Regions from separate parts of the Homo sapiens genome. Here all the other regions are linked to region 2. A link is a loop called in an ENCODE intact Hi-C map of the cell type or tissue named here. Cell type or tissue: A673. All regions are shown on one strand. Each heading gives the region's core, and the rest is flanking DNA. Links, peaks and the distances in the headings are about the cores only. Region 1 overlaps CASC2 (cancer susceptibility 2). Region 2 has its middle 45 kb from the start of EMX2. Region 3 has its middle 52 kb from the start of PRLHR.

Region 1 (11,045 bases), core at 3,497-5,996, 610 kb before region 2:
AAATTATTATTATTATTATTATTATTTTTGAGATGGAGTCCTGCTCTATTGCCCAGGTTGGAGTGCAGTGGCACGATCTCGGCTCACTGCAAGCTCGCCTCCTGGGTTCACACCATTCTCCTGCCTCAACCTCCTGAATAGCTGGGACTACAGGCGCCCGCCACCACACCAGGCTAATTTTTATTTTTTGTATTTTTAGTAGAGGGGGTTTCACTGTGTTAGCCAGGATGGTCTCGATCTCCTGACCTTGTGATCCACCCGCCTTTGCCTCTCAAAGTGTTGGGATTACAGGCGTGAGCCACCACGCCTGGCTAAAAATTGTTATTATTACTACATCCAGATGAGGAAACTGAGGACCTTTTTGTTAAAGGAAGCACAGCCTGCCATTAGCAGAGCTGGGGTGAGATCATGTGAAAATCCATCAGTTTATTATTAAAACCCAGTATAATGTGAGTCTGTCCTCATTGTGATGAGACCAGAGCCCAGCATCCTATCAACCTGACCCAAAAGTGAGAATTTGGTTGGTGGGTAAGAATTTTAGGGCAATTATTTCATAGAAAAACCATAGCCATACACTTCTACAGAAATAGCAAACTCTTCTGCCGGAACATCTCCCTATACTAGATGCTTTGATCTGGCATTTCTCATCTTTATCACTTCCTTAACTCAGTTGCTTTCAATTTCTTTTTGAGATAAGTGACTTTGGTAGTTGGACAATGGTAGATGGTAAGAAAATCAGGAATTAACTAAATAAGTCCAGAAACTGCAGTCCTCAAAATCTATACACACATATACATATTAATTAAAAACCAACTCAGTATTTAAAAAAATCTGTGTAGTTTCTTAGTAATTGAAACATAACACAAATGAATACACAGCACTCAGCACAGTGTCTTGCACATATTAGTGCTCAGGAAGTAGTTTTAATGAATCTCATTTTAAAGTATAGGATCTTTGCAAGTCTACATGGTGTGTGCATTTGGGGTATTTGGTAACAGCAACGAAAGAGCACATCTTTCTCTGAACAGAACTGTAGTCGCTCATGCTGATGTTCCTTTGCTTCTATTAGGTTGGTACAAAAGTAATTACAGTTTTTGCCATTACTTTTGCACCAACCTAATAATTTCATACCATGTCTTTTGCTCATCCCTAGCTAACAAGATCTGCTAGATGCTGTTTGTAAATTTTCATGAAATGAATATAATATTTAAGAAAACTGAGCAATAACATTTTAATGTAAATATTATACATATACTATGTAATAATAATATAAAACAGAAAGTCATGTTGCAAAAGAGAAAAGCAATGGAACTTATGTTGACTTTAGAGCTGGGTTAAAAGCCACCCTTAGAACCACAATCTGATGATCCTACATTTCCGAATCACTTTGGGGTTCACAGATGTTTCATGATCGTTGGCCTTTAAGGGCGCTTAGTTGTTTCAGCAATGGGAGCCCTGCTGACCCACAGCAGATCCCCTGGGTAGGAGGGGTAAGATTTTTCTGGTCAGAGGAGTTTTGTTCAAAATGGAAAATCCCCTGAGATACACTGATAGGAAATTTTAATATTTTTTAACGATTAGCTTATACAAGTGCTTAAAGTGAAAGCAGGTAGTCCTCAATGCTCCAATATATTGACTGAATTTCTTAATGGAAAAAAAGGAAGAAAAAAATTCCTAATTGTCTCCTGCTAACTGACAAAGCAGTAGCATATGCTGAATGATCAATTTCTTTGCAGTATTGTTGCTGAGGTAGAATTGCCTCTGTCTTTAAAACAGAATACGCATCAGCGAAATCATAAACAGGTCACTCATAGCAAGTCAAAGAGGATTGACTCTAGGGGAGTCTTTTTAAATGACCTTATTTCAAATACTCAGCTTTTATTGACATCTTAGTGTTCTCTCAGCAGACAGAGTAGCTCCTTGAATTGAAAGCCTGCAACTGTTTTTGTGACGGAACTATTGATTTTTTCCTTCTGATATAACTTCACATGTCAGACTGAGTTTCACACCCCATATCCATCAATACCAAATAATTTTTAGAGACCCCCTATAGGAGTCATCTGTAGGCCACATATGTATATAAATATATGTCACAGGTTTTTTTATTCCTAAGACTACACAATAACAAGGAGCATGTCATAATAAAGTTAATGTATTTATTTGATACAAAGTTTGCCTCTTTTATACCAGGTGACGTTCCTTCCATGCTGAAAATACCAGGAACTGCCAATCCCATGGGAAGAATGGACATGGGGACGTGAATTTCTCATTTGATTTTTTTTAATTGCATGTTCAGAGAATTTATTATTCCATTTTTTAATTAAAGAAGAGCCTTGCTATCAAAATGCTCTCCCACACATCCTTTTGCGTTAGGTAGCACGAACACAGTTTGAGATGGAAACAGGCTGCCCAATGTACTTATTAAGGAACTTTCCTGGCGAACCACTGAAAAATATCCTCAAGTGTGACCATCACATCTGCATCAAGTTATGAAAAAAGTAAGGCTTGTTAACCTGCTGTTTGGAAACCAGAACACTTTTATCAGTTCATATAATTGCTAACCCCTTATTCACTGCTCAACGCTGGAGAGTTCTTTACCTCCTAAGATCCCACTAATTGCTGACAGATTTGATTTCTCCCTGACAGCAGGAGTCCTGTTTCTGGCCTTTACATCAAGTAATTGCTTTATTTTTCTCCCTCTGCTCTAAAAAACGGAATTCCCTTCTCCCCTGCTTGAACCCCTTTAATGGCTTCTTTCTCTGTTATTAAATCCTTGCCATTTAAATCACATTTAGCGATGTTTTGAATAACTGATTCCAATTACTAAGGCTCTTACCAAGAAGCAGCTGAAAACGCAAGTCATTACTTGCCCACAGACAAGCGGCTACATCTTGCAGCCAAGTCTCTGGTGAACTGTATTGTATTTCTCCTCAGTACGGGGCAATTTATACTCACAGAAGGCTGATGTCCAGCAAATATACAGCCGCCGGAGCTGTCTGACACTATCATTTGTGCATAATGGATATTAGATTTTATAGTTATTTTATAAATAGCCTCGTTCCTTAAAGAAACCATTCCCTTCTTCCCGTAGCGGCCGAGAGAGGCCACGTGGAACAACAGCAGAGATGAGTAGTGACCGCCCCATGACCCACCGTTAGGGTGCTCTTCAAAGTCTAATAAAAGCCACGGCTGGGCCCAAACAAACAGAGCGATGGAGCTGCCGCCTCTGCCAGGGACAGCACTCCGCATTGTCAGAATTTGCTTTGACAGTCCAGTTTGTTTTCCCTTGACGTTGTGGAGTTTGGAAAAAAAAAAAAAAATCCCTGCCATCTTGTCTTCCCTCTCTTCCCATGATGTTGAATGTTGCAGTCCTTTTTTTATTTTTTATTTACTTGGCAAAGGGATGTATCTGATAAATTTCATGACGCAACCATATTTCTCCTATCATTTCAGGATTTAAGGCATTGCGTGGATCCTATTTCTCAATCCTATTGGCTGTAAGATGACCAAAAACTGTACATTTTGGTAAATTTCATCTGACACAGTGGTTTGGCCTCACTAAAATGATGCATTTTCTGCCCCATTTGCATTGATGAAATATGATTTTCTTGGGCATATTTAATGCAGAAGAGCCTCTGTTACCCAGGGTATGTTAGTAGGTATGGCATAATTTATACCTCTTCAGAATTTTTATTTTAAACATTGAATAACCAATTAATTGTATAAACACATGTATAATGTGTTGGGTTTCAGTGGTACATCAGGTAATCATGACACAGCCTGGCTATCATGGTTACCAGGCAGATCTAACTTAATGAACTGGCAAATGTGAAGGCAGAGCTCACCCTCCTAATTTGATTAACCAACCGTATGTCTCAGCTATGACTGGGGCTAAGGAAGGTTATCACTAATTTCCAACTTGAGGTTATCAGCAAAATTGAAATGTTTCTCAATTCTATGTATGACACACAAATGTGAAAAGAGTTTTGTGTGTGGGGCCGTATTCAGGAAGTTTAATGCATGACACCACTATCAAAATAAATTGTTCATGTGACAATTATCTCATATATTGTGCTACATTGTTCTCTACTTTTGTGGGGGTTCAACTGGGGTATAAGTAAATTCTGTACAAAATAGAGTGATGACTTTTCTTCCTAAATCCATGGAGATTTTGGTTTTCATCTTTTCATTAAAGTAGGCAGTTTAAGAAAGACTTTTGAAACTTATTATTCTATTATTTGATCATCTTCAAAACAGTGACAAAAACCACAAATGTCTAGAAGGATGTACATGAGGTGTCAGAATGACTCACGCTGCTTGCCATGTGCCCATGGAGATTCAGGAGAGGCACAGGCACAAAGAAAGAGAGAGAAGCAGCAAATTCACCTGGGATTTTGCATTTTCCATTTCTAAACATTGCCTCTTCAATTATTTATGTTTGATATTTGTGAAAAGTGCTACCTTGGATGGCCCAGAAACCTGAGTCTTATGTTTGTCTGTGGAGAAGGATGCCAGAGCAGTGGCACTGCCCATTCTGGAGTCTGGATTATTAATGTGTTTCTAACCTAAAGGCCAGTACCTCATTCCTTCACTACCAGGGTGGTGCTTTTTCATCCACAGAGACAAGAAACTTGTTATGATTCTGAGACTGAGTACATATAGCAGAGATGGCCCAGCCTTTCTCAGCATCTATTATAAATAGGTAGCCCTCCATTTCTACCCAACACCGTGCCTATCTTACCCCTCCTAGGCTCTTTGTTGAGAAGTCCATTTGCCAAGGGACTAACAAAACCTCAGAGCTTCTCTTAGGAAGGGTCCCAAAGGAGCACCCCAGGGCAAACAGTGTACTGGAAGGGTCGCCAAGACCAAGCAGCTTTCGGGCTTTAAATGCAAACTCATTTTATCAGACAGCTAGGGGGCAGGGGAGAGTCTTATTAGAGCTGTTTCAGTAGCGAGGAAAACAAGATAAATCAGCCAGGCCTTTACAGTGACAAAACTGTAATGTAGATGAATGGTCACTACAGTGCTTCAGGGCTCAGAATTTGGAGCCAGAAGGCATATATTTGAAATCTGCTATTTATCAGCTATGTAAACTTGGGCAGGTTACTTAATATCTCTCCCTCTATGTCCTAATCTCTAATAGGGATAACTATAATAGCATCTACTTCATAAGATGGAGGATTACATGAATTAAGCTTGGAGAACACTTAGAACATGCTCCTGACATGCTATAAAATCACCAAAAGTACAGCTTTCATGAGTCCACAACAGCACTGCCTCTCCCTGACCATTTCCCCTCCCTGAGTGATATTCCCTTCTCCTTATCTGCTAGTACCACTCAGAGTCCTCCTGTGTTTGCTTTCTTTTTCCTTTCCCATCAAAACTCATGCTCCAAAGCTTTATTTAGTTTAAGGGAGAAAATGTTAGTATCTTGGGTCATTCTTACCAAAGATATTTGTGCATTAATAGGGATATAAAACTAGGACAAATGAAATATAAATGGTGGCCTCTTAGATGGCAGCCAAGAGGTTTGTGGATATAGAGAGATAGAATGGGGTCTTCCCAGAGTTCTGAATTTATGCTATTCAGGGGGCTGCCTCCTCCATGTGTTGAAGGTTACCCTGACTGTAGTACACTCCTTGTGAACAGAGAAAGATGTTTATCTACTACTTTATTTTACAGAACAACCCCAACAGTCCACAGTGCTATTTGATCTGCCTGTCCTGCACTTAGAAAACCCTTTGAGAATGAGATTAAATGGGTGAACTGCTTTCTGGGCATGGAATCAGACTATCTCTCCATTGGTTGAAAAGATGTGACAGCATTCAGATCCCACTCAATGGAACTCTTGACAAGGGTAAAGGACAATTTGCAAAACGCTTTCACTTGCATTTCATTACTACAATTTTACAAATGTTTCAGCTTTCCATGTGACAAAGTTTCATTTTGATCCTGAATATCTCCACAGAGTAGTATAAACAAGGATGGAGGAACTTGTACCTCTTTTCAAAAGACAAGAGGATTTTGATGTAAGTGACATTTTGATGTGTTTAGTCTAGGAGAGGTGCTATGGCCATGAAAGAGCCAGTAACCCACTGTTGTTCCTGAGGACAAGTGAGCCATCCTTCAGATCTTGGGGAAAGTGACCTGGACTAAGATTCAGGAGCCTTGGCTTCACAGTGATGAACTGGGTGGCCTTTGCAAGTCCTTTCCTTCTGCTCTGAGTCTCCTTAGTCATAAAGAGTTGAACTAAGTGATCTTCACAAGTCCCTTCCATCTTCAACATTTAATGTTTTGAAATTAGTCAGTCTTCCGTTTCCGGGGATCTAGTTTTGGGTTGCTTAGCCTATTTATTTATGTCTAGGTATTCAGCTAGACAGAGAAACACACTATTATTTAACACATAATATACAGATATTAAAGATACAAAGTATAATATTATTAAAGAGTATGTTAAATACTCCAAATAATTCTATCAGGCTGTGTGTGTGTATACAGTGTACATATTCAGCCACAGTTATTCACTCTAAACTAGCTCTACTAAGACCATCCTTGTTTCTCTAGAGCTAGCCTTAGTAAAATACTTAAAGAGTATACGAGGGGAATTCCGAGCTTATCAGAGCAAAGTGCCTCAGAGGTACAATGTTTCCCTAAACATTTGTAGCAGTTTACAAGGAGACAAAACTGATGAGACTACTACATCTTTACCTTGGAGTTCTCCAAGGAGGCAATTCTTTGTAGCCTTCGTCTTTCAAACAAGCTTTAGATCTTATCAGGAAGATACTTCTTTTTCTTCAACAGTAATATTTTTTTGACTTGAATTTAAAGATAAACCAGATGTATAATATAGCATTCATTATTATTATAATATTGCCTATTATATTTAATATAAATAATAACAATATAGCATTAGTATGGACCAAAATAGTTGGGCTCTTGAGTGTTTGAAAGTTCTTTATAATCTGGTAAAACTATCATGAAATTCACTTAGAGCATTTTATTTAACAGACCACATCTGTGCCCTTAATGAATAGTAATTAAAACTCACAGCAGCATTCCCATTCGGTGATGAAGAGTTATTATACACACTCTCTAAAACAGGTAGGCTTTAGACCATGTAGTCTGCCCTTCTATGTGGATGTCAAACGCAGGAGGAAATGAAGACTTAATTTGAATTTTTCCATTTTTAGAGGACTAGGTACTTTTTTCCAAGTAAGTGTTAAGTCTGAGGATCAAAATTCTGATTTGATCATTTTCAGTATAGCATGGAGTGGTGGATAAGTACCAGTGGTAGATTCTAGTCCTGGTTCTTTAACTAAATGGTTGTACGATTGGCCTCTGGTAGGACATCTGCCCTCTTAACCTCGGTTCCTCATCTGCAGGACAGGATGGATTAAATCCTGACCAAGATCATGTTTGGCTCTAATAAGCAGTGAATTTCTCCCACCTCAATACTCCTGGCCTCAGCCCCAGGGGCCAGTGGCATTTGCTTGTAGGTTCTGAGCCTCTCATCCTCGCGTATCTTGCCTGGCCTGTGGCTCCTGACTCTTCAACGGACAATGGATCTTCAACTGCCTCTGTCATCAGTGTGTTCTGGGCCCAATCTGCTGTCAATCAGCAGCTCTGACCTACAACTTGCAATGAATTTCTTGGCTATGGTGAGACTTCATGGGTCTGAACACTTTTCATCTTCCTGGTCCTTTCTTTAGTTCCCTTGGTCCCTGGTCCTGCCCCTGCAGGATGTTGCTATTCCCCAAGATGACCATGATTCTCTCTGCAAGGTGCATCTTGTTCAGCTTCCTCCAGACATTGACTTTGAAACAAGGACTCTAATGCAAGTAGTTTATTTGGGAGGTGAAGGAAACAGGAAAAGGGAAGTAGAAAAAACAGACAGGGAGGTAATTTAACCAAAACATGGAGCATTATCAAGCAGGCTACCATGACCATGGTGAATACCTGGACCTTAATGCCAAAGGGAACTCTGGAAGCCAATGGAGAGCATGTGCTCAGCATTACGGCCCTGACGGGTGAGGGAGCTGGGGTATTTATGCACCAACTCACATCATCATCCAGTGAAAGAGAGGGTTTTTAATTCTCAGGCACTTCCTACCCACCCATGCTTAGACAGAGTGGATTCTGCCCACCAGAGAAGACCCTCAGGTAGAGAGGTGCCAGGGTTGGTGACAAAGAGCATGAAGGCCAGCGGTGAGATAGAAGGGATATGTGCAGGCTCCCCCAGCACACCTGGGGTCAGATAGAGCACCTGGGAGGCCATCACTTTAAGGATTCTAACCATCATGTAAAAGAACTCAGTGATGAAAGCCATCTGTCAGACTCTTCTGCACCAGCCCATGTACCAGCTTGGCCACCCTTCCTTTCCTCCCAGTGTCTCTCATTCCTTTAGCTATCTTTCCTTCTTGTGACCTTGCTCTTCCAGCTCCCAAATTATCACCTCTTTTCTCAGCGGATGACCAGCCTTTGTCCCAGAGCTGAGTTTTCTGCTCCAAATATCTGGTATTTCACTGCCATTTCTGTTTTGGTTCTCTCTGAACTGTCCTATGAAAAATCCAGTGACGAGTCAGGAATGGGAACATTCCAATATTTCTCTGACTTTTCCTAGTTTGGCCTCAGATAGGAGTAAGGTCAAAGGGGTCTGATCATGTAATACCTCTTATTTATAGGGCACTTTACAGTTTATAAAGGAATCTCATGGAACCTTATTAAAAGGGCATGGAGGTTAGAATCAAAGGCATTGCACTTGCATCTTGGTTCTTTCAGGTACTAACTCTGCCCAGTGATGTTAGACAAGTCATTTCTCCATGTTGAGTTGCTTTCCTTGTCTATAAAATTGTAATAATCATGGTGATACCTGTTGTTCTCACTTCCCAGAGGTTGTTGCCAGGTACAGCATGGCCACGGGCCCCGGAGAACCATCCAGAACTCACTCTATACCTCAGTTTTCTGATTTTTCGCAATTTTAGTGTTCACAGCAGCCTTGGGAGAAGGTAAGTGAGATTGTTTTCATTGTTTTAAGGAAGCAGAGAAGCTCTTCTGAGTCAACTGCCAGAATCTGTAGTTCTCAAATGCATGCAAAGAATTATTGTAGCTTCACATCAAATCATATTTAAAAGACATTTGTAATGTTACATTCTTGAAGAGAAAAGCAAATGCATGACATTCTTTGAATAAGTACAGTCACAAATCTGAGATCTTGGAACAACTGAGAGAGTATGATACTTGAGTCGTTTAGAAAAAGTTTTACTCTCCCTCTTAAAATTAGCCACATAGTTAACAGTATCAGTCATTTGAGATTCTAAAAAGTATTAATAGGGCTGGCTGAGAAAGCAAGAACTATGTACTTATCTGTTATTGCCCTTTTTAAAAAAAAAATCTCTCCAGTGATTTTTAATTTCCTAGATAGGGGGCAGTCAGCCTTTTGAAGAAACTCATTTATTTCAGCATCACTCTGAGTTCCTAATGTAAACGTCTTTGGGGGCTGATTTGGAGGAAGCAGGACAAGATATACGAGACATTTCCACTATTGCCTGGAGGCAATTTGCATCTCTTAAAGATGAAGAGGCAGAGGTTAAACATAAGCTGAAACTCATCATGACTTATATACCATGAGATTTTTTTTATATATCATTTCACACAAATCCATTTTTAAAAGTTGAATATGTGATTTTTAAAGTCAAATATCTGCAAAGGAAATTGGACTGACCCGAAACCGCCTTCAGTGTTTAATGGTAAAGGATGTTGTGAAATCTGAAGCAATTTTGTTTTCCATGCACACACTCTTTTTTAGGAAGAAAATCTTTCTTTGCTCCACATTCCTCTTTGTGCCCACAGAAATGCTTGATTTGGTTTGGTATGAGTCAAACAAACTATTCTCATCACAAGTGGAGCAAAGAAAAAAAAAGAGCTTTTCATTCAAGTTATGGGTTCTGGAAAAAATTGTGTAAAAGCAGGCTATGTAACCGTAGTTGTTGGCCACTCTTCTGTGAGCTATCTGTAGAATAGTTATTTTTTCCTGCACCCAACAGAAAATAAAGGGGCACAAAAAATTCAGCCTATTACAGTTTAGGGAATATAGAAAAGTGCTTATAGAACTCCTTTTTTTTTCCCTATCCTATGAATGTTCATGCATGTCTACGGAGAATTCTTTCTCTTCTCTTTCCATGCTTCCCCCAAGATTGTGCTCTGTCAGCCTAGTAGGTTTAATAGGTGAACTACAAGACAGGAACAAGACAGCATTAGATATGGTTATATCTAACACTGAATTTCATGTGATGGCATGCACTACCTATTAAATCACATCTATCACTTGTGCTGTGATTTGGTTAGCACATTGTATAGGAATAATTATGATTCTTAGATCATAGTATTTAAAGGTGGATGTTTAGTAAGAAGGAAGTTAAGATGAGCCAAAGATAGGAATGGCATGATTAGCTATTCCCTGTACTGCAGAAAGCTTCTTAGCAAATGAAAATAAAAATACCATCAATGATCACAGGGAAATCAAACTAAAACCTCCACAAATCCTCCTAGAGGTTGTTAAATCCAATCATCCAGGATAACAATTTGGAGAGAATGGAATAACTTCTCCATGCACTAGGACACAATTTTGGTCAACTCTGAAGCTCTTTAAAATATCGAGTGTAAAGGCAAAGCTGGGATATGAAAATGAGAGCTGAAATAGGCCTGAAAAATCAAAGGAGATTGGAACACTAGGGAAGAATCTCATGGTTTCATTGATGGTGGAGTCAGCAGGCCAAGGGAGCTTCGTGAGTTCCAGAAAATGACTTGGGAAAATCTCTTAGGGTCCTAAATCCAGGAAGAAATGGAAAATGCCATTCTGTCTGCCCACCTGCCTCCAAGCAAGACCACACTAAAACTTTTTTAAAATCCCGTGGAGTATCCACATTGCAATTTAGTAGCATTGTTGTGTAAGAAACCTTGAGAAAAATTTTCCCTTCCAATAAACCAACATTGATCTAAAAAGAATTAGTTAACAGCTCTAAAATCATCACTGATTCTCAGATGGG
Region 2 (11,045 bases), core at 5,534-8,033:
AACTAGGAAGGGGGTTGAGGAGGGGCCTCTGCAGGGAAGCCGCCCAGCCCACCCCCCACACCAGCAAGCAGATTTGCCTAGGCGAGTTATAAATCTACTGGTACCATTTCTTTTTCGTCACTTGCCTAATCCTGTGCCCTTCGTTTCATGTGCTGTAATTATTAACATCTGCTTTCTGAGCCTGGACCGCATGGAGTTTGCAAAGGCAGTTTTTAGTCCAGAACAATGGTGACAGCTGTTTCATTTAGCCTCGGGCCAGCACTTCCTGTTCAGTCTGCATCTGCCCTCCTGTGTCCAATTTCTGTTTCGGGGTTTTGTGTTTTGTTTTCTATTTTTTTTCCCTTCATCTGACCTTGCTATATGTTTAAGAAGAATTTCTAACTTAGCACTGCAGCTAGGATTTCTAGCACATATGCTTATTACATTGGCGACAGCCAGAGAGAGACAGGAGAAAGCCCAGATTGTCTCCAGCAGCTAACAGTGTGGAGGGCAGGGACAGAAGGGAGGGCTGGCTGGGGACCCGGGAACCAGGCTCAAAAGAAATTCTTGGGGCTTGGAGGTGGGGACTTGTGTGACCTCTCTAGAACTTAGACACAGGAAAGACGGGCCCAGCTCATCTGTGCCCAGGCCTGGGGTCATCTCCATGGCTTATTTGGCAAGGGGTCACCCAAACATCCCATGAGGAAGCCCACGTGTGTGGGTGGCCACCAACATGCAAGGGCCCTGCTTCTTTGGAAGCCAAGCAAGTTGCAGAGACCCAGATTCACTTTTTCCCACGGAGTCACCAGCGTGCCATCAAAATCCCTTTTAATTTGCACTGGGAGATCCATAGAATGGGAAAAGGAAATGCTGTCAGTAGGAAAATAAAGGACTTCAGCTTTAAACAATCTGCCCAGACCCCTTCTGCATACCTGGCTGTGTGTGTCTGTGTGTGACCAAAGAGAAGGGAGACTGCAGCCCACTCCTGCACCCCCCGCCATCCACCCCACCCATTCTAACTCCATCTGATCCAGGCTCAGGGTCCCCAGCTCGGCTGGCATACAGATGTTGAGTTATTAGCCGAGACCCCACCACAAGCGCCAGGTTAGAGACCTCAAGATTTGTGAAAGCTGCCTTCAGGCATTGCTGGATATTTCTTGCCAAATAGGGCAAAAACCAATCTCTGCACAGATAACAACTTTCAGGAAGGTGTAAGTGTCCCACGAATGTGCCAAGCAGAGCTTGGGAGTCGGGGAGGGAACCATGAGTACTCAAATCAGGACACGTGGAGTCTGCGTCTGTGCCTTCTGTTGAATCTGGGGGTGTCAGGTTGGCAGAGACTCTGGAGATCCACTGCCCCACTTCTTTAGTTTTCCGAACAGGTGAAGAAACTGAGCATCAGAGAGAGGAAGTGACCATTCATCAGCTGTAGCTAGGTCTAGCTTGATTTTATCCAGAGAGAAGCACAGAAAGGTCAATCTGTGTCAGTTCTAGGATCTTGAGGTGTTTTTAGCATCTCGACATGAAGTGTCTCCTTCAGTCCTAGGCCCTGTCCACCCTTCTAAGTGGCTCACATGAAAATAACTCAAGACCTTACTCCCAGATGGAAAGAGTGGGGCAAGTCAGGGGGACCTCAGCAGCAGCCATCAGTGCTGAGGCACATGTCAAGCCCATGGCTCCTGGCCGCTGGAGGACTGCTGAACCCACCAGCTCCCAAGAGCAGAGTCAGTGCTGACCGGACACCACCTGAGGTTCTGGGTGGACAGTGGAGGGCCCATGTCCTCCAGAGGGCAGGCAGACAGAAGGGAGAGAGGCCATTGCCAGGGATGGGGGTGCAGAGCCGGGAAAGCCCAAACCCGAGGGCACTCGCCATTCCCAAACCTTGATTTGAGCCTGAAGTGGCCACGAGGCCTGACTCAGGTTGGCAGAGGCATCACAGGGCCGTTCCCTAAACTCCAGAACCACAGCCGGGCCTGCGCCTCTCCACCTGCTGGGAGCCTGCTCCAGACCCTGGGCTCCTCCCAGCCTGCCCGCCCAGGCCCCTGGCCCTGCCCCCATCCTCAACCCCTGGCCGCCCCCTCCACTCTTCCTTCCTTTTCTCACTCACTCTTTTTCTTCTTAAAGTTAATTGCAACTTTTTTTCTCAGCGCCTTGATCTGGATAAGCCACATCTCATTAGAAAAAGATTTAGCTGGAGCCAAAGCAGGCTAGAGAAGGAATCCCTAATCAACAGAGAAAAGATTTGGGTGTAATTGCTCTCTCCCGCCATTCTCACTCCCTCCCTCCTCCAATCTTTTTCTGCTCATTAATCTGAAAAGAAAGTTGCATTCTAATGTCTTGGTGTTCAAGTATCTGCCGCTGCATCAAACCAATTGAAGCACTTTGGGGCTTTTGAAGGGGGGTCTGTAAGGAGAGCTTTGGCTGTCGGGGTGCATGGGGGTAAAATATTTTGGTTGTTGGGGACTGTGTATGATGCACTTTGGTTGAAGGAGTAAAGCTGTTTGGGTGTGCATGTGGGTGTGTGTGCGAAGTGTTTTGGGTGTTGGAGTATGTGTGTGGACCCTTTGGTTGGGGTGTGTATGTGTGTAAAGCTCTGTGCGTGTGTATATTAAGTGCTTTGCTTATTGGGCAGATGTGTGAAGCCCTTCTGATTTCTGGGTTGCATGTGTAAAGTACTTTGGTCATTGGGTGCATGTGTGTAAAGGTTGTTGTGGTGTGTGGAGTGCTTGGTTGTTGGGGTGGGCGTTGTGCGTTTGTAGGTGTAAAGGGCTTTTGGGATTGGATGTGGATAGGTGAAGTGGCTCATTTGTTAGTATGTGGGTATGAAGTGGTTTGGTTGTTGAGGGTTGCATGTGTAGTCCTTAGGTTGTGTGTGTGTGTGCATGCGTGCACGTGTGAGAGAGAAATGCTGTGGTGCTGTGTTTGCTGGGTGCTTTCCTCTCGCCCAAGTTAAACCCTGACAGATGCTTAAGTGGTGATACATGGAAAACGAATTTCGGAGCAAACCAACTTCCCAGGCAGGGACCCTGGATCCTCTAACACCCAGCAATGAAATGGTACAGCATTTTCAGGCTCTCTCTTCAGAACTGGGAAATTTTTTACAATGACCATTTATCATTGGTGGGGGTAGGGAAGGATATTTGAATTAGTTTTTTTTTTTACTGAAAAAATTAATTCACGTTCAAAATGAAAAAAAAAAAGCAGGAATACATACTCCTGGTAAAATGGGAATATTACAAGGGGCTAGAGAATGAAAAGTCAAGCTCTCTCGCACCGCTGTCCCCGGCTCCCCTTCCCAGTCACCCATTACCAGTAACTTTTGTGCCATCCCAAACACAGGTCACACATCCATGCTCCACGTTGGCCTATATTGTACACTATTCTGCACTTTGCTTTTTTCACTTCAGAGTACATCTCGGAGATTGTTCTCTATCAGCATAGATTTTATTCATATTGTATTTTTTAACTATAACATTGATTGGGGAAAAAAAGATGCCTCTATTCTGGACAAGCCAAAGTACTGGGAACCAGGTCTCTCCCTGTAAAATATAATAATGATACCCTGGTCTGATGCTGAGTCTCCTGTTTATTGCCTCATTTATTCCTCAGAAAACCCGGAGAAGGAGTTACCACCCCACTCATAGAGGAGGACACCAATGCAGAGAGAGGTTGGGTCACTCACCAAAGCCACACAGGATGTGGCAGAGCTGGAATGTGAACAAAGGCAGGCTGAATGCAGAGCTCTTGCCATCAACCTCTGCCTTCCAGAAAAAATAAAAAGGATGGAACTGCCTGGGAGCTGGGAGTGACGGGAGAGTTAGAGGGGCCTCTGCCACCCCCAGACCCACTGGAGAGCCCAGAGCCCTGTGTCTGAGCTACCCCACCTGCATTTGTCACTCTCCATGAGCCCCAGTGACCACTGCTGTCAGGAGAACCCAAGCAGACGCTGGCTCCCATCTCCCAGCCCAGGCCCCTGAGGGTGAAGCATGGTTTGAGCCTTTTCATGTTTCTCTGAGCACTGCCCATGCACAATTGCCCCCCTTACACCTGCTTATTATCAAATATAAGTCGCGGTCGCGGAGGTGGGGCACTCCTGTAATGAGGGTGTTTCCACTGAGGCCACAGAGTTGAGCTGGGTGCGGCAAGGTGAGGCTCTAAGCTGGCAAGCAAAGACAACATTCCACAGTGACCAGAGCCCTGAGCCCCAGGTTGCCACAATACCAAGCCCATCCTGAGGGAGGATGCGATCTCTCCACCTCCCCCATCGCCCCATATCCTCTGCATTCCTCTCTCTCACCGTATCTCAGTCTGCTGTGCAGTTGTTAAGAACACTTCCACCACATCAAGGACAAAATGGACGTGAATATTTGCAGAGAATGGGAAAGACCTGTCTGTGGTGTTGGAGGAAACCTATCCGGGAAGGGAAGGTTTTCAAAGGCAGCCCAGAGGCCTGCTGATGACAGGGGAGTACTGGGGACTTATTAGGCCAAGAAGAAGGCCATCTCTGTTCCGTTAGGGTCCCAAATGATGACCCTCTACAGACAAGGTGTAGATACAAAGATCCTCCTAAAGCACAGAGCTACGTGCTCAAAATGCTACGGAGGCCGAAAACAGTCCTGTCCCACAGGGCAGCCCCTTGCCACGTGGCCAATCCAAATTGAGATGTGCTGTAAGTGCAAAACACACACCCCATCTTGAAAACTTCATGTGAAAATGAAACAAAGTATCCCATGAACAACTGGATATTGACTAGATGTTGAAATGATGGTATTTGGAAGCTATTGCATTCAATGAAACAATTTATGAAAATTAATCATGGCGTGTGCTTTGGTTCGCCCTTTACCTTTTTTTTTTTTTTTTTTTTTTGATGTGGCTATTAGAAAATTTAAAATTACGTATGTGGCTACCATTACATTTGCATGGGACAGCACTGGCTTAGAATCTAGCCTTTCATGAATATATACCACTACCTCCATTTTACCAATGAACAAACCAGCTTGACCAAAGTCACCAGCTAATAACCACAGAAACCAGAATTCACATTATGAGAGGCCAGTGATTCCAGCTGAACAGTCTGCTAGTTGATAAAACTCCTAAAATAAGAGAGGTGGTGTTATTTTCACAAGCTCTTATGCAAAAGTGTTCAGTGCCAGCAAGGACTGAAGCAAATGAGGAATCTGAGGAAAGCAAACTAAAAGCCTGTGACTGGCCGGGCATGGTGGCTCACACCTGTAATCCCAGCGCTTTGGGAGGTCGAGGTGAGAAGATCACTTGAGCTCAGGAGTTCGAGACCAGCCTGGGCAACAGAGCAAGACAACACGGTGATGCACATGCCTATAGTTCCAGCTACTGGGGGTGGGGAGTGCTGAGGAGGGAGGATTGCTTGAGTCCAGGGGTTCGAGGCTGCAGTGAGCTATGGTCGTATCACTGCACTCCAGCCTGGGCAACAGAGAGAGACCCTGTCTCTAAATAAACAAAGAAATAAATAATAAAAGCCTGTGCTTGACCTCCTGACATTGGTTGGGAATGTTAAAGGCGCACTGGGTTGCTCTTTCTGAACAGGGACTGGGCAGGCTTCTGTGTAAACTTGGCCAGTCCCTTCCCCTCTCTGGGCCTCAGCTCCCCCATCTGTCAACACGGAGCGGTGGACTAGATGTTCTCTGAGGTCTATCAGGTCACCAGGGCACAACTCACAGATTCCTCCCCTCCAGGGGTGAGGGTGAGCTTCGGAGCACCGAACTGGGTCCTTGGGCTAGTGACAACCTCTCTTGTGTCATCTGTGAGTTGGGGATGAGAAGAGGGTGAACTTCAGAACTCTGCACTGAGAATGAATGAGATAGTGCAGGTAAACGTATCCAGCACATGCCTGGTACACAGGAAGCACTCAATAAATGCTAGCTCTTGTAGTCACTGTGGTAGTTACTAGGTTGATCAGCTGGCATGGATTGTTCTGGGCCTGTAGACTCAGATTCTCAAGCAATTTCTGCCTCAGAGCCTCCTGCTAAACGGACACACTTAAACGCTGAATTTGATGGAAGGCAGGTTCACCTTGCACTTGGCTTTTAAAGGGCTCCTTACCACTGCAACTCAATTCCATGACTGGATGGATAACAGAAGCACCCGGGAGGAGGGCAGCTTGGCAGGAGCCCACAGGAAGATTCAAGGTTTCATAACAAAGCATCTTCTGGTGTGTCAAGAGTAAGACTAGGCCGGGCGTGGTGGCTCACGCCTGTAATCCCAACACTTTGGGAGGCCAAGGCGGGTGGATCACCTGAGGTCAGCAGTTCAAGACCAGCCTGGCCAACATGGTGAAACCCCCTCTCTACTAAAAATACAAAAAATTAGCTGAGTGTGGTGGCAGGCGCCTATAATCCCAGCTACTCAGGAGGCTGAGGCAGGAGAATCGCTTGAACCCGGGAGGCAGAGGTTGCAGTGAGCCAACATCAGACCACTGCACTCCAGCCTGGGCAGCAAGAGCAAAACTCAAAAAAGTCTCAAAAAAAAAAAAAGTAAGACTAGAAACGTCCACGACCCCAGCGGTGTGTTAGGGGCTCACCTTTTTCCCTGAGTAGTTGTCCAATGTCACTTTTCCATCTGCAGGAGTGACGCCAATCCGTGGCCACAGGCTTTCTTCTGCCCCTTTTCCCCACCGTGGGAGGACTCTGACCTTTCTTCTCAACAGCTGTTTACATTTTTTTACCCCTGAATTGTGGGTAAACAGTCTCCCGTATTAGATAAAGGCTTTATCAGCTCACCGGCTCATCCCCTCCACACAACCTCCAGTGCAAGTCTGCGTCAGGAGTAAGCCAAACGCGATGAGTCTCCAAGCTCCTTATCTTGCACTTAATTGGAAGAACCTTGAGTTCAAAGTGTAGGCGCCCAGCTGTCTCTGGCGTGCGTCGGCTGCCACCTGCTGGAAAATCCTGGTATGGCGTGGTCTCCTCGGCCGACAGGCTCGCTCGCTGGGGGAAGAGGTTCATTCACTCAGCCAAGAGATATTTCTGGAGCAGGAAATATGTGTCAGCCAGAGTCCTAGGCACTTGGAATGATTTAGTGAACAAAACAGAGACCCGTATACCTGATTTTCTGGAGCTTATCATTTTTCAGAGGGTGACAGGCAATAGACAATATCACAAATACATGATACCATATGTTAGGAAGTGACCAATATGTGGGAAGTTTTTTTTTTTTAGTAGAACATGTAAGGGGGGGTTGAAGTGCTCGATGGGGAAAGGTGAGTTGTAAAGAGTTTTCAGGGTCAGCCTCATTGAGAAGGCTGAAGCTTTTTGAACAAAAGCTTGAAGGAAATGAGGGAAATTTCCATGGAGGAAGAGTGAGGCTGGCTGGGAGTGCAAAGGCCCTGGGGTAGGAATGCGCTCATGTCATTCAGAGAATACCAAGGAGGCCTGCGGTGCTGGGGGGAGAGGGCCACGAGGAAAGGTCATGGTACTGATCAGAAAGAGGGGAGGCCAGAAGGTGCAGGGTCTCATGGGCCACGTTTAAGGGCCATGACTATATTAGTCACCTTTGTCTGCCATAACAAAATACCAGGTATTGCTGTAACATTTAGTTCCTCCATAAGAGAAAACCTGGTGGGTGTGGTGGCTCACACCTGTAATCCCCTTTGGGAAGCCAAGGCAGTGGATCACTTGAGCTCAGGAGTTCGAGACCAGCCTGGCCAACATGGCAAAACCCCATCTCTATCAACAAAAAAAAAAAAGAAGAAGAAGAAGAAAGAAACATGACAAAATAATATAACTTCCGTTGGCTTTTTTTAGACATATAATTTCATTTACTAGATACATGAACCAATCCTAAAATATGTGTGTTGCCCCTGTATTACAGATAGGTAAACTGAGGTTCAGAGAGTTATTGTATCGCATGGGAAACTGGTAATTGAAACTAAGTCTGTCTAAGTGTGAAGTCTTAGCTCATTTTGTTAAGTCACCCCTACCTCCCTAGGTATGTGTATTCATCTCTGGATTTGATTTGCTAATATTGTGTTGAGGATTTTTGCATCTAAGTTCATGAGAGACACTGGTCTGTGATTTTCTTTTCTTGTGCAATCTTTATCTGGCTTTGGAATCAAGGTTAAACTAGCTTCATAAAATGAATTGGGAAGTATTCCCTTCTCTTCTAGTTTCTGAATAACATGGTGTAAAATTCGTGTTTTTTTTTTAAGAATTCTCCAGAAAAACCATCTCTGAAGCTTTTTAAATTACAAAGTCCATTTCTTTCATAGTTTTTGAGCTATTCAGATTGTCTGTTTCATCTGGGTTGGGTTTTGATAGGTTGCAGTATTTACAGAATTGGTCCGTTTCTTTTAAGTTGTTGAATTTATGAGCGTAAAGTTGTTCAAAGCATCTGCTCATCATATTTTTAGCAACTGCAGGATTTGTAGTGATATCCTCTGTCTCAACTCTGAGATTGTGGTAATATGTCTTCTCTCTTTTTATTTTTGTCAGTCTTGCTAGAGATGTATAAATTTTATTGGTTTTTTTTGAAGAACAATCTTTTTGTTTTATTGATTTTTCTCTATTATCTTCCTATTTTCAATCTATTTCTGCTCTTATTTTTATTTCCTTTCTTCTGCTTGCTTTGGGCATAATTTTCTTCTTATTTTTCTAGTTTTATGAAGTGAGAACTTTGATTATTGATTTCAGATGTTTCCTCTTCTAATGTTAGCATTTAGTATTATAAATTTTCCTCTCAGCACTGCTTTAGCTGCACCTTAGAGTTCTATGTGTTTTTAATTCCCTTTGAGACTCCTTCTTTGACCCATGAATTATTTAGAAGTATGCTGTTTAACTTCCAAGTGTTTGAAGATTTTCCCGTGGTCTTTCTGCCCTCTGAATTTTAGTAACTGTCTCTGATATTATTTCATCTCCATGAGAACAGGACTTTATTTATTCTATCGCTACATCACTGATGACGGGAACAGAACAATAGTATGCTCTCAATAAATAAGGATGAACGCATGATTGAAATAGTTTAAAAATCAAGACCCGGAAAACTGAAGCTTAAAAAGGAAGAGAAGGACATCAGAAAGTTGATGGTGATTATCAGTGGGTGGGAAAATATGGTTACCTTTTATTTTCTTCTTTTTATTTCATACTTTCCAAATTCTCTGCAATGAGCATGTCCTAGTTTTACCATCAGGAAAATGAATTATAATAGTGGAAGTTGCCATTGCTGATCATTTTCACCCTCTCCCTGGCAGGTCATATCAGAATGTGAGTTGCTAAAAAAACTGAAGATGACAGGACTTCAAAAGGGCCCTTAAGAAGGTCCCAGAGCTGAATTGACCCAGACCCCTCAGAAGACAGGGAAGGACCCTGCTAGCCACCCAACTTTTATAGGCTTGTAAGATTACTGCGACAATAACTTTCTCATTGAGACCATGCACATTTTCAGTCACAGGGTCATTTTCATGTTTCTCTTCTAGGCACACAAAAGTGCTTAGAGATCTCATGAATTAGTGTTTATCCCAGGATATCTGGTTTGGCATTGTAAATAAAACAACCACCTGCCTAAGTCCAGCCATCAAAATTACTTTGACAATTTACTCTGAGGAAGCAGTATTAGCATTTGCTTTCAGGGTTCATGATGTGCAAAAGATTACTTAAAAATAGGAGGGAACAGAGAAGAGATATCGTAGTTTTTTGATCTTGTTTTTTAAAAAAATATTGCCATCTCTTACATCTTTTGTCACAGTCTCTTCATGATTTTTCAAGGCAATTTCTTTGGGAAGCCAAGTGGCTGAGGCAATTTGATGATAACTCAGCCAACCTGCATCACTACCTAAACAGTTTTTAGGTATGGACAATTTCTGAAGATGAGTGAACATGCTTTTCTGCTTTTGAAAATAATCCTGAAAACTTGGTTTCAATTTTTTTCAACAAAGTGATTGCCCAGATCTGAAAATGTTTTTTTCACCCTTTTCTACTTTTGAGGTGAGGTGATTTCCTGTAAGGTCCAGGGATTTGGGAGGGGCTCAGGATAGGGCAATTTTATAACCTGATGCCTGGGGGTAGTACACAGTGCCATGCATGGGGATGTCCCACAAAAGGCAGGGAAGCAGGTGTGGCAGCGGCTATGTCCTCTTTGGAGCTGAGCCACAGAGGGCATCAGGATCAATGAGCAGATCTTTATCAATCTGTCTGAGTCTTAAAGAATAGCCAAGGACATGAGAATCTGGAAAACCATAACATAATTGAATTGGGGGAGAATTCGACTCTCCCCCAATGAAGAATCCACATCCCAGGCACAATTCATGTCAAACAACATAGGCTATGCTAAAACCAGCAAGACATGGGGTCTTGTAGTATAAACTAGTCTGTGTCTTACAAATCATTTGATTTCTATAATTCCTGGGTACTTGATTTGCTCATGTTTTTTCTGTTGCTGAGTTGACTGATTTGAACTACTATGTCAAAAGGCATAGATTTGTTTATTCGTTTAATTTTTATTGACACCCACTGTTCCATTTAATTCAAAATTATTCATTCCTCCATGGCTCCCTGGTAGAGACCAACCTCAGCCACTTTGGGAGACTGTTCACCAAATGTTTCTAGTTCTCTGCTTTCTGAGTGTGTGAGGCTTTTCCTTCCCTGACTGTGAAAGTTAGGCATGGCCACAAGCCCACTTTGGCCCATCAAATGTGTACAGAAGGGACACATTGGGCCAGTGAGTAATTCACTTCATACTCTCTCTTCTGTTGTACTGGGGATGTGTGTGTTGAGACGAAGCCATCATGGGTCCCAAACTATGACACCACTCCATGCTGACCCTTAATGGACAGGTAATGTGAACAAAAGAAAACATTTATTGTACAACGCTGCTGAGATCGGGTGCTTGTTACTTGCAACGTCACATGGCCTCTCCTCACTGATGAGCAAGCACACACACATGCACTTGTCCACATGTTTTGCATACACATTGTGCTGCTTGGGAAGGAGGCACTCTCTCTTTGCCACAACTCTCCCAGCTGATAATTCTCTTTTGTCCTGCCGTCGTGGGATTCCTGTGGCTAATTCACTGGATTTATTCATTTCTTGGTTGGTTTT
Region 3 (11,045 bases), core at 3,374-5,873, 1.0 Mb before region 2:
CTTTACACTTTTATTTCTGTCAGCGTCTGTCCATTTCAAAGAACTGCATGTCGTGGGCATTTTTGGCAGGAGTTCAAATGCAACTAATAAGGGCTGCATCCTTCTCCCAACTTTGGGATCTGCTGGTATCCATGGATTTGTCTAAGAATTTTTTTTTTTTTTTTTTTACTGGGGTAAGAAGGAGGACTTTCGGTAGGGGGAGCAGACCATGGGATAAATGGGGGAGGAAGAGGGTTGATAGGATTTGCCACTTAGCTGATCCCTTGGATAGAGTAGGAGCTACTGTGGCTGAAGGAATGAGAGTTGGAATGGACAGATTTGGTTCTATAAGGGACCTTGTTAGACTCTGGGCAAAGTCATAGCTGATTTGGGGCTCCGATGACAAAGGAAGGAGACAATAATACCCAGAAGGGGTCTGCCACCTTTAGACCAGAAGACTTGGAGAGCACTGAGGTCATACAGGTGGCCCCTGGGGCTCTGATGATGGGAGTGGCCACAACAGGCACCTCATGAGGCTGTAAGGACCCAGATGTGAGTAAGTGGAGCTGCTGCAGGAGGGGAAGTGGGGACAAATGCCACATGGCGACTGCCACTGCATGACTGTGAGGATCCTCTTAGGGACTCCCAGTAAAATGTGTGGGACAGTCAGCAGGGAGTGAATATCCAGTTGAAGCCGGATAGGGATTATGCTACTATCATTTTGGTGTAAAAAGGAGTGCCATTTATTCTGTAGTAATATACAGATTTTAGAGTTGAAAGGAGCTCAATTAAATATAATATTCCCACTGATCGGATGAGACTCAAAACCCAGCTAAGCTAAATGATCCATTTTCCCATCCACCCACATTGCCATCCTCAAGACTGTGAAAATTGCCACACTGTTTTTTTGTGCCTTGCTTGATTCTGGCTTGTCTGGGCCCACCTGGACGCTGGGTGCCACACCAGTGACTTCCTAACATCCTTCCAGACCCCTTTCCTGCTGAACCCAGCTGGAGTTGGGCCTCAGCCTCTTGCAGCCCAAGAAGCCTTAGATGATGCACAGAGATTCCGAAAAGCAGTGAAAGCAGGACTGGGAGGAACAGCGAAGCAGTGTGTCCTGGCACCACGATGCCAGGACAGCCTTTCAGCTTTGTTTCACTCAAGTTGATGGGAAACAGCAGGAAAACATGCTCAGACTTCCAGAGGCCTCTACTGGATACACCCCCAATCTACTTCTCCATTTATAATTACATGTATTAACAAGTTCATGGCGGTGATGCATGAAGCAGCATATTATGTAATCAGACTGTCTTTGATGGTATAGTTAACGCTAATGTGATGATTATGTGAGAACATTTAAATATATGACACTCATTATCAAAAATTGATTTAAGGACAAGACATCAGTTTTTCCCCCCTTCTAGATTCTTTCATGTTCTTTGTCTCTAAGTTCTTACGAATTCAATAGGCACATGTCTAACTCATTTTTTAATGAAAGGACATGGCTGGCACTCTGTTTGCTGTGACTGCCAGTCTTCCTTAGTTCTTCTCTGGAATCCCTGGGACAAAGAGTTTTTCTCCAGGATAGGCCCTGCTCCTGCCCATGGGAACTGGAATAAGAAATTGAAATGCAAGGGACAGCATGGAGAGGAGAAAGACTGACTGGGTGGGAGAAGGTTTGCACAAAGCAGTTAACCTCTCTGGGATTCAATTTTCTCACTTATAGAGTTGGATAAAGCTGGGCACGGTGGCTTATACCTGCAATCCCTGCATTTTGGGAGGCTGAGGTGGGAGGATCCCTTGAGCCTAGGAGCTTGAGACCGGCCTGGGCAACATAATAAGACCTTATCTCTAGAAAAAATGAACAAAATTGGCTGGGTGTCATGATGCATGCCTGTAGTCCCAGCTACTCAGGAGGCTGAGGTGGGAGGATTGCTTGAGTCCAGGAGGTGGGATCTTCAGTGAGCCAAGATCACACTCCTGCACTCCAGTCTGGGTGGCGGAGGGAGACCCTGTCTTGGAAAAAAAAAAAAAAGATAAATGAGACAATAAATCAAATGTCAGCTGACAGAGGACAGAGTGAATAAATTATAGGGGATGCAATGAAATACTGCACAACTCTTAGATCAAGACAGGTAGATATCTTTGTTTTGACAGGTGCAAAATATGTTGTTTGATAAAAAGATTTCGCATATAGTATGATTCTATTTTTAAAAAATAATTAAAATATGCACATGAACAAAAACTGCCTGGAGGAGTATGTACTGAACCACTATTGATATTTAACTCTGAGAGATGAGGCTATAGAGGACTTTTGCTTATTAGAGCAAATATTTCTGTAATATTTTGAATATCTTACAATATGCAAATATTTCTTTTGGGCACATATAAGTAAAATATAAGTAAAAATCATAAGTATATTATAATTTAAGTATATAAGTAATATAAGTAAATATAAGTAAGTCTTATATTTACTTATAAGTATATAAGAAAATATAAGTAAAATATAAGTAAAAATTAACAAAAAAATAGAGCCAAACCTGGCTGTTCTCCATGTTCCCTTAATGCTTGAAATATTAGGTTGGTGAAAAAGTAACTGCAGCTTTTGCAATTTTATAGCAAATACTTCTGCACCAACCTGTAACACTTTTCTAAGGCCACTGTCCTTTCTGCAGCTCTGTGCCATCATGGGAATTTGGGACAAACCGGGTCTTTGAGGGTGCTGAAAATATTGTTTAGAGCACAAAATCAGGGTTGGAGCAATGGGAATGAACTGCCCATGTACCGTTTGTATGTAATGTATATGGAAAACACAACAGCTCTGCAGGTGCTTGTGGGGCAGGGGGATCTGTTGAGTAGCTCACTGATACATTGTCACTGATGATCTGAAGGAGGAGTAGCATCTTCCTTCCTCTGGCCTGAGCAGGTACCCAACCTTTCCCAGGTTCCCAGGCTTCATTTGCTGTGATGTTTCATAGTAAAAAAATGCCACCTGCCAGGCACATGGGAGGTAACTGCCTGACCCATCTTGGCTTTGTTTGGGGATCTATGCCTTTGGAGAAGCCATGTGAGGTTGCAGAGGCGGCTCATGCTAGAAGGTGAGCTTGAGCTCCCCCAGGACTGGGAAGGGATGGATTGGACATGGTGGCTGCAGTCCACAAGGGCTGTACACATTTGGGCTGCTGTGGAGAGACTACTAAACCCAAGGTCTGGGGTGCAGAGGTGTGAGGGAGTCTTTGAGCCATCAGTGTGGGGAGAGGGTGCTGGGGATCACTCCTGGGTCCACTCAGGCATTTGGGGATGAAGACCAGCCCTATGGGTACATCACTTGGCAGAAGGGGCAATGATTTTCTGGAAAAACGTGTCCTGTTGGGCCTGGACTTGGAGGACTGGGGACACAAGGTGGGAGGTCAAGAGAAAGAAGTCAGGGAGGAGGCTGAGAGTGAGGTTGGGGTGAAGGGGCGCTGGGAGATGTGGTGGAGAGTAGAGATGCAGGGAAGACCCAGAAGCCAAAGGCTGAATTGGAATCAGAAGCAAATCAGGAACCAGACAGGCCAAAGAGTTGTACTGGACAGGACCAGAGTACTGACAGATGACACTGACTGTCACTATGTTCCAGGCATTGTGGTAAGCATGAAGCTTTTTGCAGACGATCTCATTTCAGTCTCTGCAAGCCTGTGAGGTAGTTGTCACTAATGCCCCCAGCTATAGACAGTGTGCAGTGCCTGGGTACCCCAAAAAGGGCTGCTGCAAGTGGAAAATGTCTTTGAAGTCTATTGTTTGGTCTTTAAAAATTGTAGGGATTTTTGCATCCTACTGGATAATACATCTGTGTTTGTTTTAATTTAAATGTCTTTAAACTTGCTGCCATTTTCCTCCTAAATCTTTGAATAAGTGTGCCACGTTTCTCCTTCTGTTCATACTTCTGGGTCACTGCTGAGCAACCTCTGGGGTACACCGGGAGGCTGATGCCTCACATTGCTGACTCATCATTTAAGGCCCTTCTCAAGTGGTTTCAATCCACATTTCCAAAGCTTTTGCCCCTACTTCCCTACCATGCCCTACGATGCTGCTGTGGAGGTCTGTTGGTTGCTCTAGGACAAAGGAAGGCACAGTCCAGCTTCCCACCTTGGCTGTTGCTGTTTCCTAGCCCTTGGAATGCCATATCCCTCTAACCCATGTCTCCCATGCTGGTTTTCCAGGCTCCTCTGGAACACACTACCTGCTTCCATCCTCATGAACCAGAAAGCACGTGCCTGTGGCAGTCACCAGTCATGTGTCTTCTTTTGGTACATGCCTGATGTTCCAGATGGTCTGTGAGGCAGGGTCCTTGTCTTGTCCTCTGCTGATCCCGAGTCCACACAGCATCTTGCATGGAGCAGGTGACCCCCTGGAGCGTGTGTGGATCCAGCCACCTCCTCTTCTAGGGCAGCTCAGCCTCCCAGAGCGCCATCCTCAACATGGCCAGAAGATGGCACCAAGGCTTCTGTCAGCGCCACCTGGCAGGTTTGTGTGTTTGGCTCTCGGTTGAAGGAGAGAAGCCTTATAGGTTTTGCCCGCCGTCTATGACAGTCTCTTTTCTTGAGTCAGGCAGAGGTGTCCCTCTGTGATTTTTACCTGTTTGGGCAGGGGGTCAATCCTGGCTAATTCAAGTTTCTAGAAGAATCCCAGGATTCCCTGTCCATCTCAGAGGGACGCCAGGGAAGAGGAGAAGGCATTGGGAGAAATCACACCTGTGTGAGCCTTGGCCTCCTCCCGCCCCCCGGGTGAGCCTCAGCTCTGTTCACCTCCCAAGAAGGAGGTGCATAAGCTACGTTTTAGCAACCGAGGTGACCCCTGTCCCCCACTTCAATCCAGACATGACCCAGTTTGGGCAGGAAAATGCCTGGTGGGCAGAGTTTGGCTTTTTACTCAAAGGAGGCTACCTGGTGAGGTTGGAAGAGAGAGGGCTTCGGAGTCAAACTGGGGGCTGAATCCTGACTCAAAAAGCAAGTGGTGACCTGAGGGGTTAGCCACTTTCTGGTGTTGAGCTTTGGGCAATCTTAATGTTCCTGTCTATAAAATGGGGTTGAGGGCATGAAATAAGAGATCATGGGAACACATCTAGCATGTGTCTTACATGATGCTGGATACCAGCCAGTCCCCTTCCCCATTCTGCACACAGAACAGGGCAGCTGCTGTTGGTGAAGACGTATGTTTTTGGTATAGCTGAGAGACATCTACATGCAGCCCTATATTTCCACTATAGATAATGCATCAACAGTGGCATCTGTGGTTAACAAATACCCGTAGAATACATGAATAAATTACAAGCAGAGATATGCAACATTTGTGATTTAATTACACACTTAAATTTAAAAATATTTTTAACGTTAGACCTGGAAGAGCTCATAGAGATTATGTATTATAAAGCATAAAACAAACATTTTCTCATAACTAAGAGTTTGTATTTGTCCAGAACATTATATAATATGAAGTGCATTCATTTACTTTTGCTCCAATGGGCCTTTATGTTGGTCTTGTGAACTAAGCAAGGCATGTGCTATTATCCTCATCTTACAGATGAGGAAACCGAGGCACCGAGCACTCGGATCAGATCCCTGCCAATGCATCATTATTGAGTCCAACAAGCATTTGCTAGTCCCCTCTTCTGTGCAGGGCACTGTACAAAGGAGGGGAAGGGGCTTGGAGAAAGTGAGACATGGCCCAGCCCTTGGGAGATCAAGGCAGAGCAGGCCCAAGAGGTCCCAAGCTCCTCCTGCCACATCAGGCTTCTGATCACAGTGGCTGGTCAGGAAGCTTTCACTTCCACATGGTAGAAGTTCAGTTCCAATGGGCTTAGCAAAATAGGAACTTCATGGGCTTTTATGTCCTTTGAAATTGAGAAATGGAATTGGCGTCAGGCATAGCTGGATATAGGAGCTCAAGGGTGATCACTGGGATTCTTTTTTCTCATTTCCATCTCTTAGCTCTACCTTTCTCTTTATGTTGTTTTCCTTTTCTCTGACAGCAAGAGGCTTCACCGGGGGGGCCAGAGAAGATGGCCATCAGGAAGCCCGACACAGGTACAGCAGTACTTGACCTTGAAGGCAATAGACAATCTTTTCCATCCGGGTAAAACTCTTTCCTTAGTGCTTATGCCTCAGTCATATGCTCACTCCTGGACTAAAGCCTATGGCCAGGGGAATGGGGCACTCTCATTAGCCAGCCAGGACATGCGTTAACCTCTGTGGCAGGGCACCATGACTGATTGGGACTGCATGGAATGGGGGAAGGAGGTTGCCTACAGGAGGGGATAATGGGATGACAACCAATAACTGCCTACCACACATATTACCCTGTTCTGCTTAGCAGGGTGGCCAGTGGCTCTTAAGGGACACCAAGGGGTCCTATCTCAGGAGAAAGGCAGTAATTGAACATTTTCCCTGGGATGATGGGGTGCTGGCCCTGTGCCTGTGTAGGGCATCCCAAGTAGGCACCTTGGCAGCATTAGGTCCTGACCCAGGGAGGGATGCCCTAGGAAATGACAAGTGGGAGGGAAGATGCTCCATGCACTGATCTGACCACACCGCTGGAAAGTGCAGCTGTATTGCCTTAGAAAAATAGAAGTCAGCTGTTTAGGAACATCAACTGATAAGGCCATTAGAGATTGTCTAAGCCAATGGTGTGAAATATATTATTTAGCGGCTGTATTAGTTAGCCATTACTGCAAAACCAAAACAAAAAACAAAAATGAAAAGACAAAAACTCCAAATCTTGGTGACTTAAACAGAAAGCATTTACTTTGTTCATGAATGTGCAGGTTGGTTGAGCTGTTCTTATCGGGGGCTGGATTTACTCATGTGTCTGCGATCAGTTGCCTATCTGCTTCTGTAGGAGGATTGGCTAGCCATCAGGGGAGTCTTTTACATGTATAGGAGTTCAGCTGGGATGACTGGAGTGGATCATGATTGTTGTGGTCTTTCATCTTCTTCCAGCAGGTTAGCCCAGGCTTCTTCATGTAGCAACTGGCTTTCATGAACACCTAGAGAACAAGCCCCAATGTGCAAGCACTTTTAAAGTCTCTGTGTCATGTTTCTTAATGTCCTATTGTCCAAGTGAGTCACATGGCCAATTCAGACGAAACTGGGTATGTGTAGGGTGGTATGGATATACACACATGGCCAATTCAGAGTCAGTGTGAAAGGGACAAAATCTGTAGCCATTTCAGAATGTACTGTGGTAGTAAAACCATTTTTCAAATGAAAGCTGTCTTGGAACTACATTTCCTAAAGCAGATATTCCCTGGATAGTGCAGGGTTGGGGTGCCCTTGGCAGCTCCTAGGCATCTGTATTAGTCAGGGTTCTCTAGAAGGACAAAACTAATAGGATAGAGGTATATAGAAAGGGGAATTTATTAAGGAGTATTGACTCACATGATCACAAGGTGAGGTCCCACAATAGGCCATCTGCAAGCTGAGGAGCAAGGAAGCCAGCCCGAGTCCCAAAGATGAAGAACTCTGATGTTTGACAGCAGAAAGCATTCAGCACGGGAGAAAGATGTAGCCAGAAGACTTAACCAGTATAGTGTTTTCACATTCTTCTGCCTGCTTTTATTCTGGCCATGCTGGCAGCTGATTAGATTGTGCCTACCCAGATTAAGGGTGGGTCTGCCTTTCCCAGTCCACTGACTCAAATGTTAATCTCCTTTGGCAACTCCCTCACAGACACACCCAGGAACAATACTTTGTATCCTTCAATCCAATCAAGTTAACACTTAGTTTATTAACCATGGCAGCATCTCTAGGGTTCTGAAGAATGGGGTTTGAAATCTACAAGTCATGTGTAACCTCCTCATTGTACAGATGAGGAGTCTGAGGCTTAACAGTTGCCCAAGGTTGCACAGCTAATCAGAGGTGGAGCTGTCTCTCTTGATCACATTTCTACTCCCACAATATATGATGTGAATAGTTAGCGTATTGCAGTTGGAGAAGACTATAATGCTGAGTAATTTTGGAGACAGTGTTTCCTATAAGTTCTGTAAGTCTTGATTTGAGGAGGTGAGATTTAAACAGACAGCCCAAGGAAGATGAGAAGCCAACCTTATATAAAGTGCGGTGAAGATCACCTCGTGTTATTCCAATAAACACCCCATCAGGTTTTTGTTTTAGTGGAGCTACAAAGTTGGTTATAAAATTTATTTGAAAGAATAAATAAGCAAGAATAGAAAAAAACAAAAATGAAAGCAAAAACCAACACCTAAAACTTGTGAAAAAAGAACAGCAGGGGGAGAAGAATAACTACCAGATACTGAAGTGTAGTATGACTTCAATAATCAAAACAGTGTAGCCTAGGTGCATGAACAGAGATACAGAGATATAGGATAGAATAGAAAATCTAGTAATAAACCAAATCATATATAGAAATTAAGAATGAAAAAAATGGCTGCATCTCAGCTCAGTGGGGGAAATGATGGATTTTTAAATAAGTTGGGATAATAAGTTATCCGTATGAAAAAGAGAACATTGGGTCCATTCCCTATACTCAACGCAAGTATAAACTCCAAATAAATCAGAGATTTAAATATAAGAAAGTGAAACCATGCAAGGGTTGGAAGAAAACCTGGGTGAATTATTCTATAATCTAGGATTAGGAAAAACTTTCCTAACTATAATATAAAATCCTAATGTAATAAGAAAAAGATGGATAAATGTCAATGTGGAACATTTTCTTTTGCAGTTTATATCACAAAGAATTAGTATTCCTTACCATGCAGCCATAAAAAGGAATGAGACCGTGCCCTTTACAGGGACATGGATGGAGCTGGAAGCTGTTCTCCTTAGTAAATTAACACAGGAACAGAAAACCAAACATGCATGTTCTCACTTATAAGTGGGAGCTGAAGGATGAAAACACATGAACACATAGGTGGTGGGTGGGGGGTGGGGGGAGAAACATACACACTGGGGCCCATCGGGGTGGGGGAGGGTGCCAAGGGAGAGCATCAGGGAGAATAGCTAATGGACACTAGGCTTTATACCTAAGTGATGGGATGATCTGTGCGGCAAACCACCATGGCACATGTTTACCTATATAACTAACCTGCACGACCTGCACGTGTACCCCTGAACTTAAAAGTTGAAGATTAAAAAAAAAAATAAAAACAATCCTACTAGCAAAAAGAATAAAATAATAAAAATATAATACATTTAAAGTAAAAAAAGAAAAAATATCCAATGCTGAACCAAACCCTAAGAAGAAGCTTCTACACTCGCACACCCAGAGATGCTCAGAAAAAAAGGAATTAGTATTCCTAATGTAGAAACACCACCTACACACAGAGAAGAAAAAGACCAACATAACTGGAATAGAAAAATGGGCAAGAGATGTAAACAGAAAATTAACAGGGAAAAAATTCAAACAAGCATATAAAAAGAAGCTTAACTCTGCTCATAAGAGAGATACAAATTAAAACTTCACTGAAATAGCCCTCTCCCAGTAATGGCTGATTTGTAAACTACTACTGGATTGAACCCTCTGTAGATAACAACAACCCAAAGCAGCTACTGGATGGTTCTGGAGTGTAAAGAGAAGCAGGCAGATTCTATTGTGGAGTTCGTGCTTAGAGTAGGGGACTTATATTGATGTAAGTTTCCTGTTTTTTTGCTTGTAGCCTGGAGGCATGTGCAGTGCTGTGTACACATGGAGTAGTGGGGGTGTTGGTGGAAAAACTGTAGTCTTTCTGGTCTGGAGAATAAGAGCACTGAGCAGGGTGTCTAGCCATTAGAGAGAGAAGAGGGGAATCTTGCAGGAAAGAGCTAAAAAGGGTGTCCTCAAGCTCTGTCTTTCTGCAGCTTTGACTGACCCCTGAAACATGCAAGCACAGAGGCCACTCAAAGCTTCCCAGCTGAAGACAAAAAAAATCTGAGCTGAGGCCGGGCGCAGTGGCTCACGCCTGTAATCCCAGCACTTTGGTAGGCTGAGGCAGGTGGATCATGAGGTCAGGAGATTGAGACCATCCTGGCTAACACGGTAAAACCCCGTCTCTACTAAAAATACAAAAAATTAGCCAGGCATGGTGGCGGGCGCCTGTAGTCCCAGCTACTCGGGAGGCTGAGGCAGGAGAATGGCGTGAACCGGCAGGTGGAGCTTGCGGTGAGCCGAGATCACGCCACTGTACTCCAGCCTGGGCTACAGAGCGAGACTCCATCTCAAAAAAAAAAAAAAAAAAAAAAATCTGCGCTGAGATTGGAGCTGCGGCCCATGAAACAAAGTTAAAGTTTGTATCCAACCAAGTCAATTAACTGCTGAAACAAAAGAAACATTACTCACTGGTCAAGTGTAAAGGAATCCAGACTCTCCACTATCACAGTAATGGCTAAGATACAAAGACTTAAAAGGTCTACAGTATGATCCAAAATTACCTGACATACAATGAACCAGGAAAATGGAGGAAAATGGGACTCATCCCCAGGAGAAAAGGTAATCAAGCGAGACCAACCTAAGATGATCCATTTGTTGCAATGAGTAGACAAAAATGTTAATGCTGCTATTATAAATATATCAATGACATAAAAGTATATATGCTCTCAATGAATAAAATATAGGAAATCTCAGCAAAGAAATAGAAATGATTAAAAATTCTAGAACTGAAAAGAATACAATATGTCCAACAAAAACTTACTCTGCAGATTTAACAGCAAAAACAGAAGAGTCAGTAAACTTGAAAACAGATCAATAAAAATTGTACAGGCCAAAAAAAGAAAGAAAAAGATTTTTTAAAAAAGAACAGAACTTCAGAGACTTGTTAGATAGTATCTAACAGAATGACATACGTGTATTAGGAGTTCAAGAAGAAAAGAGAATAGGGCAAAATATATATTTGAAAAAAATGATCCAAAATTTCCTAAACTTGCTGAAAGACATAGATTTGCAGATTCAACTTGCTTAATGAATCCAAAGCTGGATAAGTACAAATGAGGCCATGTCTATGCACACATTATAGTCAAACTGTTGAAAACCAAAGAGCTAAACTAGAAAGCAGAAAATGAGAAAAATGACACACTATGTATAGAGTAAAGGTGATT

The links. A loop is a pair of places that touch in the nucleus more often than their neighbours do. Peaks named below come from ENCODE experiments on the same cell type or tissue, not always from the same donor. Only the 100,000 strongest peaks of a DNase experiment are listed, where the experiment ranks them.
Region 1: it touches region 2 in a loop (4-fold over the local background); 15 of 110 quality-filtered maps call a loop at or near these places.
Region 3: a loop joins it to region 2, with 2.9 times the contacts of the local background. A loop is called at or near these places in 17 of 110 quality-filtered maps.

Annotation. Positions count from the first base shown.
Region 1 is chr10:118,100,510-118,111,554 of GRCh38, reverse strand. The region is part of intron 3 of CASC2 (cancer susceptibility 2); the gene reads right to left. Among named protein-coding and RNA genes, the nearest start is that of RAB11FIP2, 59 kb to the right of the region's middle. In A673, for the core only: a CTCF peak has its summit at 4,913; no DNase peak of the experiment used is centred there; H3K27me3 peaks cover 1,624 bases.
Region 2 is chr10:117,492,558-117,503,602 of GRCh38, reverse strand. It overlaps EMX2OS. Among named protein-coding and RNA genes, the nearest start is that of EMX2, 45 kb to the left of the region's middle. In A673, for the core only: a CTCF peak has its summit at 6,898 (motif pointing left); a DNase peak (open chromatin) is centred at 6,852; H3K27me3 peaks cover 299 bases.
Region 3 is chr10:118,537,671-118,548,715 of GRCh38, reverse strand. No RefSeq gene overlaps it. Among named protein-coding and RNA genes, the nearest start is that of PRLHR, 52 kb to the left of the region's middle. In A673, for the core only: a CTCF peak has its summit at 4,450 (motif pointing right); no DNase peak of the experiment used is centred there; H3K27me3 peaks cover 498 bases.